Regions from separate parts of the Mus musculus genome. Here region 1 is linked to region 2. Evidence: chromatin loops called from intact Hi-C (ENCODE). Cell type or tissue: heart. All regions are shown on one strand. Each heading gives the region's core, and the rest is flanking DNA. Links, peaks and the distances in the headings are about the cores only. Region 1 has its middle 89 kb from the start of Gm5129. Region 2 holds the start of Tyms (thymidylate synthase).

Region 1 (2,917 bases), core at 280-2,779, 250 kb before region 2:
ATTCATAATTTTCTCCCACATGATAAATAATATGTAATAAAATGTTAAAGTTCTTTTTTTTAAATCTGGAAAAAACACTATGAGTTAGGCTCATAACGGTTCTTAAATCCCAGCACATCAAAGCATGACCTGACTCTCAGACCAGAGCCAATCTCACACCAGATAGCAGAAAGACATTCTCCTCTTTGCTGGTACCCATATCCTTCCCCACATCCATTGTGACCAGGCTCATGGCAAGGTCAGGACTAGGAACACTGGCCAGCTTTGTGTGGTCGCCAAAGTCTAGCTATGTATGCTCTTGAAATTTTGTTTCAAGAGATATTCTTGATCCAGACAAATAACCAATTATAATGAACATTTGCAAGTAAAACTGTTTGGGCAAAAGGGTATATACTGTGTGACATACCGCAGCTTTGACAATGAGTTGCCCCACCCACACCCCATGGGCTGGGTGGGGAGCTTGCAAGGGCAGAGGACAGATCTGAAGGGACATGGAGATGAGTGAGACTGGGGTACATGATTCACAAGATGATTACTAGGGGCTGCAGAGATGGTAGAGTGCTTTCTAAGCAGCCATGAGAACCTGAATTCCAACCCACGTTTAATCCTAAGACTTGGGAGATAGAGGCAGGTGGAATGCTGTGAGTTTGAGGCTAGCCTGGCCTACAGAGCTAGTTCTAGGACAGCCAAGGCTATTCAGAGAAACCCTGTTTCAAAAACAAAATTAAACCTAACCAAACCAACCAAACCAACCAAACCACCAACCAACCAACCAACCAAAACAAAACAAAAAGAAAGCTGGGTATGGTATGCTCACACGCATCTGTAACACCAGCATGGGAGTTCTGGTTGCCAGCCTAGTTCCAGGTTCAGTAAGGGACTCTGTCTCTAAGGAGTATGGTAGAGAATGATAGAGCAGGCCATCTAACATCCTTCTCTGTAACCTGGGTATGAGCATCTGCACACATACTCAATTGTCTATGATGGTTACAGGATATGTCCCTCAAAGAGGACCAAGAGCTATTATTTCATGTTGTTGCTGTGATTCTTGACTTCTATCTTGCGTTAGACTAGGGAGGAGGGTTTGTTGACACATCAGTGTGATTTTGGGCTAGGACTCAAGAATTCACATTTCTAACAGGTTCCAAGGGGTGCTATTGATGCTGCTCCGCAAACCACATATGGAGAGTGATGCTGGTCTGGGAACTACACATGGAGAACCTCTGCTTAAAATGTCATCAGCTGCTTCATCGACTGGCCTTTAAGCTCTGCAGGCAGGGAGTTTATAGTCCTATCCACAGGTATCAGTAATTTCTTCCACCGCTAGGTAGCAGCACCTGTATACAAATATCTACATACAAGTCTGCTGTAAATTAAAAAACCCACCCAAGCAAACAAGCAAGCTGAAGAAGCATCCTGAACTGTTTATTCTATAAACTGGGTGATAATCTAAGCCTGGCAGTCAAAATACTTGCTTGTGAATAATACATACCTGTGTAAATCAGGCCACAACTGTGAGTACAGAGAAAGCAGCTAGACGCTGTGGCTTTGGGTCGGACAGTACTGTGTGGGGTGTCACCCCTCCATCCCGTGATTCGGAACATTCCTCTCTGGAATTTGTCAAAGACGCAGAAAATTGCTCAAGGTGCTTCTTGCAACTGCTCTATCCTCTCCTCTGGCACATTTTAATGAGACCCATCTGTGGTTTGAAGGCAGTCATTCTATTTTTAACCAGGGTCTCCAATGGACTCGGAAGCCCGAATCTTGTTTTGATAAACATAGATATGTTGGATGCTTTTGACTAAGTGATAGGTTGCAGGTTTGGTCTCCTCTAGGGCTGCAAATGCAGATGAGCCACATTGTCAGTTCATAGACACCACTCTCAGGAAGCTAGGCGTCAAACTGCAGGCGCATCCAGTCTGAGCTGAAACAGGGGACAGTATTCAAAGATTCATATGGAGAGAAAGGGTATAAAGTGCCCCATTAGCCACTCTTACATTGGTTTCATATTGATCTATTGAATTAAACACAACATTTTAAATTAATTTCACCTGTTTTGTTTGTTTGGGTTTTGTGCCTGGGTCTCATTATATAGCTGTGATGGCTAGTCTTGGCCGGAGCCTTGAGGACATCTAGAGTTAACAACAACAACAACAACAACAAACCCCAAAAAACAACAAACAAACAAAAAACCCAAAACCCAAAAACCAAGCAGCTGGGTACCTCTATGAGGGATTATTTTAAAATGAAATCATTTGAAGTAAGAAGACTCACTTTTAATCCAAATCTTTTGAGATAGGAAGATACAACTTTAATCCAGATCTTTGGAAGCGGGAAGATCCACATTTAACCTGAGCCATAGCTTCTGATGACAGTCTACATAAAGGCCATGGAAGAAGAATGCTTTTGCTCTTTGCCTGCTTGCTTTTTGTTTTGCAAGACAATTCCTTTATTGGCCTTAGAGCCTATGTGTTCTTCTGTGTACTGAAGACCAGCTGAGGCATCCAGTCTTATGGACTGAACAACTACTGTATTTTTGGACTTTCTTTTGGGGATAACCATTATTGAACTACCTGGACCACAGCCTGTTAGCCATTCTAATAAATCATATATACATACATATATATAATGTATATATGTATATTCTTATAAATCATATATATGTGTACTTATGTATATATGGAATTTACGTATACACACAGTCTATAGATTCTGTTCTTCTAGAGTAGTGGCTCTCAACCTATGGGTCACAAACCCTAAAAGGGTCATATATCAGATATCCTGCATATCAGATATTTGCATTATGAGTCTTAACAGCAAAATTACAGTTATGAAGTAGCAACAAAATAATTTTATGTCTGGGGGTTACTACAACATGAAGATGTATTGCAGGGTCAAAGTGTTAGGAAGACTGAAA
Region 2 (2,917 bases), core at 304-2,803:
CCACTATGCCATGGGCATAGAGGTGATATCAATCATGTAAAAACTGAACAGTTTTCAAATATTTGGAAAGCAAACTGACCTAGTATATGGAAACAGAATTGTTTACTCCTCGGAATGGCTATCAGGGAACTTTGTGACCTCCACTTCGCAGGTACCCAAAGGAAATGCACAAGTGTCCACAGCTTAAGAGGCAAAGGGGTGGTGCAGGTGAGGCAACCCACAAGGCAAAGTGAAAATGCTCAGGTTAGTGGTGTAGTCTGAGTGAAGGTTTTGCAACCAGAGCACTACTTCCAGCTTTAACATCATCGAAAAGCTGAATGAACACTAGAGAGGTAAAGGACAAAAACAAAACACAACTATACTTTAAAAAAAAAAAAAAAAAAAAAAAAAAACCTGTCCACAGTCTAAGCAGAGGACGTGAATTAAAAGGTCTGTGGTTCATCAGGGTCCACAATTCTTGGGAGGTCCTTTAGGCTGGACCAATCTGTGCAGTAGAAGCTGTAGTTTACAGCTCCAGAAAATGTTTGAGACTAAGCAAATGTCCTAAGAGCGGCCATATCCCCACTCAAAGCTACTCTCTACTCCAGTGTCAGGTTGCTCTTCATGTTTCCTGAATGCCACCATTAGCACCCCCATCCTCAGCCAACACCTAGGAGGTTCTGTGCCCTTCCAGGCCCTGTGGTTGATTCCATCCTTTGCTCCTCAACAGCCTCTTGTTACTCTTTAAAAGCCAAGGCTGCAGCACTTGGGAGGCAGAGGCAGGCGGATTTCTGAGTTCGAGGCCAGCCTGGTCTACAAAGTGAGTTCCAGGACAGCCAGGGCTACACAGAGAAACTGTGTCTCGAAAAACCAAAAATAAAATAAAATAAAATAAAATAAAATAAAATATAAAAGCCAAGGCTGTTGGAAGGAAAAACCCCACAGTTCCCGCCTAAGGCCCGGGTCTCCCCCTTTCCCGCGCAGCCGTAGCACCGCCCAAGCCATTTTCGCTCCAATTTTAAAAGCAGCAGCAAAGGGGAGCAGGAGATAAGGGGAGGAAGAAGAGGAGCAAAGTCAAGACCTCAGAGCAGGATTTGGACAAGCTCCCGCAGGTTTCTTCCCACTCCCTCCCTCTGGGCCGCACAACTGGTTGAAACTGGATTCGGGAGAAAAGGTTTAACAGGGACTAAGGTCAAAGGCAGACCTTCAGAACCTGGTTTACTTGAAGTAGTTGTCACCTGGGTCGCGCACGGGAAGTTTAGGACTCCTAGAACCTCAGAGCCCGGGTTAGGGCTATCCAAGAACGCTCGCCCGGCGTCTCCGCGTGCCCAGCTTGCCTGCCGGACGTCCTCCCGCTAATGCAGACCAGCCCCAGTTACCTCTCAGGCTGTATCGTGCCTGCATGCCGAACACCGACAGGGTGCCAGTGCCCGTGCGGTCCTCCTTCTTGAAGCCGCAGCGCAAAATGTGCTCCACCTGCCTCAGGTACTGGAGTTCTCCATGCCGTGGGGCTTCCGCGCTCAGCTGCTGAGCATCGGACTGCAGCTCGGAGCCAACCACCAGCATAACGGAGCAGTCTGGCAGCAGTGTAGTCAGCGACAAAACCAGGACCTTCCTGGCGCTCTTTTCCTCCAACACCAGCCCGCCTCTTCCTGCTGGGAAACTTCCGGCCGCCAGAATCCGTGGCAGACCCCGCCCCCACGTGACAGAAGTGGTTACAGCTTGCAAGGCAAACACCTGCCCACTTTCTCAAATCTGTATTTACCCTATTATGGCATTAAGAGCCTATAGGATCAGGGTGTGGGGATGCATGCCATTAAATCCCAGCTCCTGGGAGATTGAGTCGGCTAGAGGATCTGGAGTTTAAGGCAAGCCTTCACTTCATAGCAAGTTCAAGGCCAGCCTAGGTACTTGAGACCCAGTCTCAAAAAGAGCCTTTGGCTTATACGATACTTGTACTTGGATCTTTATGTAGTTTGGGAACCACAGTAATTTTGGCTTCATAGAATGAATTGGGTAGAGGACCTTCTGTTTCTGTTTTGTGGGATAGTTTGAGAATTGGAATTAAGTCTTTTTGAAGGCCTGATAGAACTCTGTGCTAAGTCCTGGGCTTTTTTTGTTTGGGAGACTATTAGTGACTGCTTCTACTTTTTTAGGGGAAATGGGACTGTTAAGATCATTAATCTGATCCTGATTTAACTTTGGAACCTGGTATCCGTCTAGGAAATTGTCCATTTCATCCATGTTTTCCAGTTGTGTTGACTATAGCTTTTTGTAATACAATCTGGTGATGTTTTGGATTTCCGCTGGTTCTGTTGTTATGTCTCCTTTTTCATTTCAGATTTTGTTAATTAGGATGTTGTTCCTTTGCCCTCTAGTTAGCCTGGCTAAGGGTTTATCTATCTTGTTGATTTTCTCAAAGAACCAGCACCTGGTTTGATTGATTCTTTGAATAGTTCTTTTTGTTTCCACTTGGTTGATTTCCACCCTAAATTTGATTATTTCCTGCTATCTACTTCTCTTGGGTGAATTTGCTTCCTTTAGTTCTAGAACTTATAGGTGTGCTGTCAGGCTGCTAGTGTGTGCTCTCTCTAGTTTCTTTTTGAGGAACTCAGAGCTGAGTTTTCCTCTTAGGAGTGCTTTCATTGTTCTCGTATGTTTGGGTATGTTGTGGCTTCATTTTCTTTAAACTCTAAAAAGTCTTTAATTTCTTTATTTCTTCCTTAACCAAGATATCATTGAGTAGAGTGTTGTTCAGTTTCCACGTGAACTTTGGCTTTCTGTAATTTATGCTGTTATTGAAGATCAGCCTTAGTCTGTGGTGATCTGATAGGATGCATGGGATAATTTCAATATTTTTGTATCTGTTGAGGCCTGTTTTGTGACCAATTATGTGGTCAATTTTGGAGGAGGGACCATGAGGTGCTGAGAAGAAGGT

What was found. Peaks named below come from ENCODE experiments on the same cell type or tissue, not always from the same donor. Only the 100,000 strongest peaks of a DNase experiment are listed, where the experiment ranks them.
Region 1: a loop joins it to region 2, with 2.4 times the contacts of the local background. A loop is called at or near these places in 7 of 42 quality-filtered maps.

What each region holds. Positions count from the first base shown.
Region 1 is chr5:29,823,672-29,826,588 of GRCm38, forward strand. No RefSeq gene overlaps it. Among named protein-coding and RNA genes, the nearest start is that of Gm5129, 89 kb to the left of the region's middle. In heart, for the core only: a CTCF peak has its summit at 1,325; no DNase peak of the experiment used is centred there.
Region 2 is chr5:30,072,003-30,074,919 of GRCm38, forward strand. Tyms (thymidylate synthase) reads right to left here and starts at 1,623. Exons shown (of 7, transcript NM_021288.4): 1 at 1,359-1,623. The coding sequence starts at 1,545. In heart, for the core only: a CTCF peak has its summit at 1,684; a DNase peak (open chromatin) is centred at 1,629; H3K4me3 peaks cover 1,687 bases; H3K27ac peaks cover 1,548 bases.